3 separate regions of the Homo sapiens genome follow, and regions 2 and 3 are each linked to region 1. Evidence: chromatin contacts called from ENCODE Hi-C or POLR2A ChIA-PET data. All regions are on one chromosome and are shown on one strand. Each heading gives the region's core, a stretch centred on a gene start or an enhancer-like site at or near the end of the contact. The rest is flanking DNA. Distances are from core to core; before and after follow the strand shown.

Region 1 (2,700 bases), core at 25-2,524:
TCTCCTCCTGGGCGCCACACCAGGGTGGGTGCACGGTGGCTGGGGTCTGGGCGGAGAGCACGGCGGAACAGGCGTTCAGCCAACACAGCGGTGGTGAGGATGAAGAGCGCAGCCAGGGTGGCCAGGACCAGCATGATGGGGATGCAGGGCCCACAGGGCAGTGAGGGCCATGGGGCTGCTTCCCATGCGGGGGGCCCCTCCACGCGCCCAGAGGGCGGCTCTGGAGTCAACGGCATCTGAGAGACACAGGGGTGAGAAGAGGAAGTAAATGAGGCAGAGGGGGCACAACCAAGATGAGAGAGAGGCAGCAGGTGTCCAGGAAAGCCTGGGAGAAGGGCTGGGCATGGGGGCTCATGCCTGGAATCCCAGCACTTTGAGAGGTCGAGGCGGGAGGATCACTTGAGCCCAGGAGTTCAAGACCAGCCTGGACACACAGTGAAACCTCATCTCTAAAAATAATTTAAAAACTAGCTGGGTGTGGTGGCTCACACCTGTAGTCCCAGCTACACAGGAAGCTGAGGTGGGAGGATTACTTGAGCCCAGGAGTTTGAAGCTGCAGTGACCCCAGATTGCACCACTGTCCTCCAGCCTGGGCAATAGAGCAAGACCCTTTCTCAAAAATGAAAAAGAACATTCTGGAGAGACAGAGAAGCAAGAGGGACCAGAAAGGGTAAGCGTGAGCCAGGTGGGGTGGGAGGACAGGCAGCCTACCTCGGGGCACAGCCAGGCCCTCCTGCCTGGCTCTCCAGGCCTTTCCAGAATCCCCATTTCCCTCCCAGACCCCAGGGTGCCTCAGACAAGAAAGGTCTCAAGGGCTTCTTTCCTCCCCACTCGGCCCCCTCAAGTCTTGCTCAGACCTAGAGAGGAAGTGGTGGGTGAAGAAATGAGAACCTCCCCTCCCACTGGCTCCCCTGCGTGTGTCTCCCCCACCGCCTGCCGCCAGCACCTCCGCTGGCCCCTTGAGGCTCCTTCGCCCCTCACCATTCTCCTCGGACTTGATCTTGCTCTCATAGGCTCCACGGAATCTGCTGCCGGGCCGGGCCGGGCCAGGCCTCCGGAGGCGCCTCTGCACCCCTCCTGGGCTCCCCAGCTTTGCCCAGGCTCTGGCCTGTCTCTATCTCTCGTTTGTCTCTGCACACCTCTCTGTCCCCCACATCCTCCATCTGCAGGGGGCCTCCTGCACCCCTCAACTCACCTTGGGTCAGTCCCTGGGCTCCTCTCCCTCCTAGAGCCACTCTTCCTGGTGCTGGACTAAGAGGTGCAGGCTTGGAGGGTGCAGGGCGGTCCGCCTCTCAGACGTAGAGGCCCGGCCTCGGATGAAGGCGGAAGGGAGGGCACCGCCTGTTGCTGGGCAACTGTGCCCCAACTCGTCTGCCCCTGGGGAGTGTTTGTTTCCAAAGCAACCCAAGGGGATGTGGTCACTGCGGTGAGGAGGCTTTTCCTGGGGTAAGGTGGGGCTGGAATGGGCAATGGTTCTGTTGAACTTAGTGTCACCCCATAGCCAGGCCCTGAGCCCCAGAACATTCACCGAAAAGCTGAGAAAGAGGACGCCGGGGCCAGGCACAGTGGCTCACCCCTGTAATCCCAGCATTTTGGGAGGTCAAGGTGGGCAAGTCACCTGAGGTCAGGAGTTCGAGACCAGCCTGCCAACATGGCGAAACCCCATCTCTACTGAAAAATACAAAAATTAGCTGGGCATGGTGACGGGCACTTGTAATCTCAGCTGCTCAGGCGGCTGAGGCAGGGAGAATCGCTTGAACCCGGGACTCGGAGGTTGCAGTGAGCTGAGATCGTGCCACCACACTCCAGCCTGGGCAACAGAGTGAGACTCCGTCTTAAAAAAAAAGAAAAGAAAAGAAAAGAAAAAGAAATAGGACACTGGGACTTTAGCCCGTACATTCCCAGAGAACCATGGTGCCTCCCCCGTTCCTCCTGGGAGGATGCCCCACCCCATCCTGCCTTGTCTTATCCACGGTGCCTCCCCAGATCTGCTCCTGCCATGCAGCCCCCACAGGCACCCCCTGCTTGGCCAGCTTGCTTCACACCTTTTTTTTTTTTTTCTGGTAGAGATGGGCTCTTGCTATGTTGCCCAGGCTGGTCTCAAGCTCCTGGCCTCAAGAGATCCTCCTGCCTCAGCCTCCCAAAGTGCTGGGATTACAGGTGTGAGCTACCACACTGGCCCCTGCCTCATACTTTTAATTAACATAAGTCTCTCTCTCTTCAGACCATTTAGCCCCCATTTTGGTTGGAAAATATCAGTGAGGTGAGGCTTGGGTAACAAAAATGTCAAGCCTCTGAGAGGAGTCCAGGGTATAAAAACAGGCGTGGGCCTGTTTCCAAAACCCTGACCATCCTCATGTCTGTCCCTCTTTCCTGCTGCTGAGGGTGGGAGGAGCCTGGAGCAGAGTGTGACAAGATGTCATCAGGCTCTGGAGTCCAGGTGACTTTCTGAGATTCTCTAGTTTGACTCATCCACAGATGACAAAAGTAAGGCTTAAAGAAAAGAGATTTCATGACCAAAGTCGCATGACCAATGTATGTGTGGGTGAGCATGTAGTGGCCAGGGTGGTGGAAGAATAGATAGAAATCCCTGGGCTGGGCGAGGTGGCTCATGCCTGTAATCCCAGCACTTTGGGAGACCGAGGCGGGTGGATCACCTGAGGTCAGGAGTTTGGGAGCAGCCTGGCCAACATGGCAAAA
Region 2 (2,700 bases), core at 8-2,507, 800 kb before region 1:
TAAATAAATACATAAGATTTTTTTTTGAGATGGAGTCTCACTCTGTTGCCCAGGCTGGAGTGCAGTGGTACAATCTTGGCTCAGTGCAACCTCTGCCTCCTGGGTTCCAGCGATTCTCCTGCCTCAGCCTCCCGAGTAGCTGAGATTATAGGCGCCTGCCACTACGCCTGTCTAATTTTTGTATTTTAGTAGAGACAGGGTTTTACCATGTTGGTCAGGCTGGTCTCGAACTCCTGACCTCAGGTGATCTGCCCACCTCGGCCTCCCAAAGTGCTGGATTATAGGCGTGAGCCACCACGCCCAGCCTTATTATTTCTATCTTTCTTTCTTTTTTTGAGAGAGAGTCTCGCTCTGTCGGCCAGGCTGGAGTGCAGCGGCAGGATCTGGCTCACTGTAACCTCTGCCTCCCGGGCTCAAGCAATTCTCCTGCCTCAGCCTCCTGAGTAGCTGGGATTACAGGCGCACGCCACCACGCCCGCCTAATTTTTGTATTTTTAGTAGAGACGGGGTTTCACCGTGTTGGCCAGGCTGGTCTTGAACTTCTGACCTCGTGATTCGCCTGCCTCGGCCTCCCAAAGTGCTGGGATTACAGGCGTGAGCCACCGCGCGCGGCCAGCCTTATTATTTCTTTAAAGCATTTTTGAGACAGGGTCTCGCCCTGTCACCCAGGCTGGGGTGCAGTGGTGCGATCTCCGCCTCCCGGGCTCCAGCGAAACTCCCACCTCAGCCTCCTGAGTAGTTGGGACCACAGAGGGGTGCCACCACGCCCGGGTAATTTTTGCATTCTTAGTAGAGACGCGGTTTCGCCACATTGGCCAGGCTGGTCTCAAACTCCTGAGCTCAACCAATCTGCCCGCCTCAGCCTTTCAAAGTGCCAGGATTACGGGCGTGAGGCACCGCGCCTGGTTAAATCCGCGGTTTCCACAGGGAATTCCAGGCCCGCCTTCCTTCTCCCGGAAACCTTACCGCTCGAGGACTACATTTCCCAGGATGCCCTGCGACTAACCAAGCCGGAAGACGGTTGTCTTGGTTGGGCGGGTCCGGGAGAGGCTCGTCTGTGGAGAGGTGGCCCAGCCAATGGGTGAGGCCGACTGAATCGAAAGCTACGGTGATTGTGCCGAGGTGATTGGAATCTTTGGCGCCTTGGTTTCAGAGGTGGGCGCATGATGAGCGGGTACAGAGACCAATGAAAAGGCGGGAAGGCGGATCCCGCGCGTGGGGCGCGAAGAGTTGCTGACGAGCAGGCTGTTTGTCCAATGCAAGGCGAAAGTCGCTGAAGGGGGCGGGGCGAGGCGAGAGGAGGCGGGCGTGTGTTGTGGAGGAAAGTGTGCCATGGCGGAGCCTGTGGGGAAGCGGGGCCGCTGGTCCGGAGGTAGCGGTGCCGGCCGAGGGGGTCGGGGCGGCTGGGGCGGTCGGGGCCGGCGTCCTCGGGCCCAGCGGTCTCCATCCCGGGGCACGCTGGACGTAGTGTCTGTGGACTTGGTCACCGACAGCGATGAGGAAATTCTGGAGGTCGCCACCGCTCGCGGTGCCGCGGACGAGGTTGAGGTGGAGCCCCCGGAGCCCCCGGGGCCGGTCGCGTCCCGGGATAACAGCAACAGTGACAGCGAAGGGGAGGACAGGCGGCCCGCAGGACCCCCGCGGGAGCCGGTCAGGCGGCGGCGGCGGCTGGTGCTGGATCCGGGGGAGGCGCCGCTGGTTCCGGTGTACTCGGGGAAGGTGCGCCCGGTCCCGGGGAGGGGACCGGCGGAAGGGCCAAGGGCTTGGCCTCCAGGGAGGGGCCGGCGTTCGGGGAGGGTAGGGCTATAGGGGTGTTGAGGCTGGCGTTCTGGGGCTGGTCCTCGGGCGTTAGGGTGTTGGAGGCAGGGAGAGGCAGGGCTCCGGGACTTTCTGCAGACTGGGGTGGTGAAGGAGGGTGGGATGCGTTGGAAGTTTAGGATTCCTAGGAGCTAGAGTCTTGGGGGCACAGGGAGGCTGAAGAGCTGGGATTCCTGAGATTTTGGAGAGGGACTGGGAGGACCTGGGGCCGTTGGATTTTGAGGTTGGGGTCCATGGCAAATGAAGCCAGGGAGCTGCAGTATTGGGGGTTGGGGTCCATGCGGGTTCAGAGAGGACTGGGCGGCTCCAGAGGCTGGGGTCCCCCGATGGTCGTGTGAGCAATGGGCTGAGAGTCCCTAAGAGTCAGGGGTAGAGGGGCGGCTAGTAACCTAGTTAAAAAGGGCAAGGAAGCATACATTTCAGAGTGTCTTAGGCAGATGGAGGAAAGGGTGAAGGGTACTTCCATTCTGAATCCTGGGGAAGCTGGACTTCTAGGTTGCCAGGAGAGGGCCAAGGTGTCCACGATCTTAGGGAGGATTTGGGAGCTGGGTGTCAGGGAAGAATTACCCCCAATTTTTTCTTTCGGTAGGGGAAGGACTTGGGCCTGACCCCTCTCCCTTCTTTGTCTTTGCAGGTTAAAAGCAGCCTTCGCCTTATCCCAGATGATCTATCCCTCCTGAAACTCTACCCTCCAGGGGATGAGGAAGGTAAGGGAGGGCCTCCAGGGAGAGGCACGCAGCCGCTGGCTTCTCTTAAGAGAATTCCTGGGGTTTATATTCCTGCAGTCAGTTGTCTCCTGAGGCTCAAGGGAAGAGCGTGGGAGAGGGGACTCCTGCATCCCAGCCACAGGAGCTGGATTGTTAACAAGCATAGAATGTATTA
Region 3 (2,929 bases), core at 322-2,821, 910 kb after region 1:
TGGGATTACAGGCATGAGCCACCATGCCCGGCCTAGAGATACTCTCTTGCTTAGAGGATTCTCCTGTGTGGAGGGACACTTCTGAATCAGTGCCAGATGATACTGTGACCCTAGACCGTGGTCTGGGTTCTCCCAATTCATTTATATCAAGGAGACTGAAAGGCCTATAGTGGGTCAAGGCCTTGAAGATCAAGATGGCCCTGAATTCCTGCTAACATGCAGGCCAGGACCTGCTGCTGGATTCAAGAGCTACGGCTAGGCCAGGTGCGGTGGCTTACGCCTGTAATCCCAGCGCTTTGGGAGGCCGAGGCAGGTGGATCACAGGAGCCTAGGAGTTCGAGACCAGCTTGGCCAACATGGTGAAACCCCGTCTCCACTAAAAATACAAATATTAGCTGGGTGTCTTGGTGTGTACCTGTAATCCCAGCTACTCAGGAGGCTGAGCCAGGAGAATTCACTTGAACCCGAGAGGCAGAGGTTGTAATGAGCTGAGATCGCACCACTGCACTCCAGCTTAGGGAACACAGCCAGACTCTGTCCCCCCCAAAAAAACAAAACAAAACAAAGAGCTAAGAGTAATGGGCCATAATGAAGCACTCACGACGACTGTCATAGGTGCTTGACCTGCACATGTCCCTGCGACAGGGAATTAGTCATTTTATGGACGAGAAAGCAAGGCAGGCATGTCAGCGCGCTGTCCACTTTTAAAACGGTAACCCGGGCAACCGAAGGCCAGAAATGGCTGTCTCTTTTTTTTTAAGCCAGTCACATTGAGCAGTGGGGTGCATCTTTCATAACTGAGAGGCATCACAGGGCAGTGGCTGACATAGACGTGGCTAGGAGACTACCAGCCCGTCTGTGCGCGCATTCCTTTCCGTCCCAGTAAAATGGGGCTGACAGCATCTCCTTCATGGAATTATTACCAAACGCAGTCACAAACGCGGAGAAGCGCTCATGCAGGTGCAAGGCGTTTTCGAATTGCTAGCACTCGGGACCGCTGCCAGCAGCCGCGCCTGGAAGGGACGCGGCTGCCTGTTAGTGCGGCCGGCGCAGGCGCAGGCACAGCACGCGGCCGCTCGGGCCACCCCGGGCCGCGGAACGACTCGCAAGCAGCCAGCCTGACGGCGGCGCCGCCACGCGCGTGCGCGAGACGCCAGGCTGTCTGTGGGCCGCGCCGAGCGGCGGAAAGGCGGCGATGACTTAACTGGCTGTGGAACGGAACCTCTTGCAGCCGCGCGCCCCCCGGCGGCCAACCGCCCCCAACGCCTCAGGCCCCGCGTCTCCGCCCCTCGCCTCGACGCCATCAGGAGACCGGCCAATAAACAAACAGCAGGAAGAGGCGGGGCCCTGTAGTAACCGCCCCAAACACCTACTTCTAACCAGTCGAGTCACAAGACTGGGGGGAAGGGCGGAGCCAATCCGACGTAACCCAATCCAAGATTTGAGGGCGGTTACATGCACCCACTCCCTCGGGTTTGGCTCCGCCCCTCACCTTGACGTAGCCCTCCCAGCCTATCAACGACTGCGCCCGTTGGGGGTGAGGGGAAGGGGGCGGAGCGTGGGAGGAGGCCGAGAGAGGAAGGAGGCGTAGGCTGAGGAGGAAGAGGGAGGAGGGGTAGGGAAGTCCTGGCGGAGAAGCGCCCTAAGACTCCAAAGGAGACAACAGGAGTTTGTGCTGGAGCTCCCCCGCTGCCCATCGGCCGTTCCGGATCCCCTAAGGCCCAAGTCGGACAGAGACGGAGGAAAGGAGGAAGAGACTTTTATGTCGGCGGACAGGGGAGCTGTACCCGTCACCGTTGCCTCACATCCGGGGCTTTGGAGGGCTGGCCTCGCTGCCCCGCCCCGCCTCGCGCCTTTCATGGCGACCGGAGGCGGAGGCTGGAGGAGCTGGGCCCGGAGGAGGCCCCTTTAAATCTCCTTAAAGGGGTGGCCACTGAACTCGGCGGACTGCAACGCCAGCCTTAAAGGGGAAGCCGCCGAGCAGACGCTGACAAATTGAGAACTGTGCCGTTGGGAGAACTGGGGCGAGTGGGGTTTTTCTTTACGTCCTCCTCCCCCACACACAAGAAGTCTTTTAAATTCAACTTAAAGGGGAAGTGGCCGCTTGTGGAGGACTAGAAACTAACTCCGAGCCCTTAAAGGGACGGCCTGCTGTTAGAAGGACCCTGGACTCCTTAAAGGGGTGGCCTCTTTGAGCCGGAGGACTTGAGACACTTTTAAAGGGGAGGTCTGCGTTTCGGGGCGAGCTTTCGGCCCCTTTTAAAGGGGTGGCCCTTCCTCTTCCTCGGGGAGACTTGCATCGACCCCTGGCAGGGGGTGGCCACCGCACTAGGCCGCCGGACACTGTCGGGTCGTCTTAAAGGGGCCGGGAGCTGGACAACTTGGGGCCTCGCCTTAAAGGGACGGCCGCCCCGTTTTCGCCGTCGCGGCCCCGCCGAGCCCGCAGGGGGGGCCCTCGGGCTTGTCGCCCCGGGGGCGGCGCCGGCTCCCCGGGCCGTGGCCTTGGGGCAAGCTCGGGGCCAGCAGATCCGGCTTTAAAGGAGAAGCCGTGGCCCTCTCGTCACTGTGCAGCCGCCAGCGCCGCGCCTGCGACCCCGGGCCTGCGGACAGGCCGCTTCGGGCCCCGCCGCCTCCGGATGCGGCGCTGAGGGCGGTCGCCATGGAGACGGCAGCGGCCGCGGCCCCGGGTCCGGGCTGGGCAGCAGAGGGGGAGCGCCGACGGCGGCGCTGCTCGCGCCGAGACCGAGACCGGGAGCAGCGGCGCCGCCGAGGTCCAGGCGGCGACGCGCCCCGGGCCCTGTTGGCCGCCCCGCGCGGCTCCTCGTCCTCGTCGTCGCCGCCGCCGCCCGCCAGGCCTTGGTCGTCAGCTTCGTCTGGAGAGCGGCCTGGGGGCCCGAGACGCCGGCGGCCCCGTCCGAGACCTCGACCC

Evidence for each region. A loop is a pair of places that touch in the nucleus more often than their neighbours do. ChIA-PET counts read pairs that join two places held with the same protein, here RNA polymerase II (POLR2A). Pooled maps may share reads with other maps.
Region 2: a pooled map shows a loop between it and region 1 (7-fold over the local background). The contact joins the promoter of NFATC2IP here to the promoter of C16orf54 in region 1. A Hi-C loop is called at or near these places in 5 of 50 pooled maps. POLR2A ChIA-PET finds 5 or more read pairs at or near these places in 2 of 52 experiments (A673 and HEK293T).
Region 3: a loop to region 1 is called in a pooled map, with 5 times the contacts of the local background. The contact joins the promoter of FBRS here to the promoter of C16orf54 in region 1. A Hi-C loop is called at or near these places in 5 of 50 pooled maps. POLR2A ChIA-PET finds 5 or more read pairs at or near these places in 2 of 52 experiments (CD8-positive, alpha-beta memory T cell and activated CD4-positive, alpha-beta T cell).

The regions. Positions count from the first base shown.
Region 1 is chr16:29,744,716-29,747,415 of GRCh38, forward strand. It overlaps C16orf54 (chromosome 16 open reading frame 54), which reads right to left and starts at 1,275. Exons shown (of 2, transcript NM_175900.4): 1 at 1,196-1,275; 2 at 1-236. The coding sequence starts at 236. It overlaps LOC124903673 (a long non-coding RNA gene), which reads left to right and starts at 532. Exons shown (of 2, transcript XR_007065046.1): 1 at 532-670. RefSeq lists enhancers at 1,565-1,614, 2,142-2,211.
Region 2 is chr16:28,949,680-28,952,379 of GRCh38, forward strand. NFATC2IP (nuclear factor of activated T cells 2 interacting protein) reads left to right here and starts at 1,258. Exons shown (of 8, transcript NM_032815.4): 1 at 1,258-1,719; 2 at 2,453-2,525. The coding sequence starts at 1,333. RefSeq lists enhancers at 580-1,114, 1,134-1,634 and silencers at 1,354-1,453, 1,594-1,713.
Region 3 is chr16:30,656,860-30,659,788 of GRCh38, forward strand. FBRS (fibrosin) reads left to right here and starts at 1,572. Exons shown (of 18, transcript NM_001105079.3): 1 at 1,572-2,929. The coding sequence starts at 2,660. RefSeq lists silencers at 988-1,247, 1,278-1,357, 1,408-1,587, 2,408-2,637, 2,708-2,757 and an enhancer at 1,838-2,287.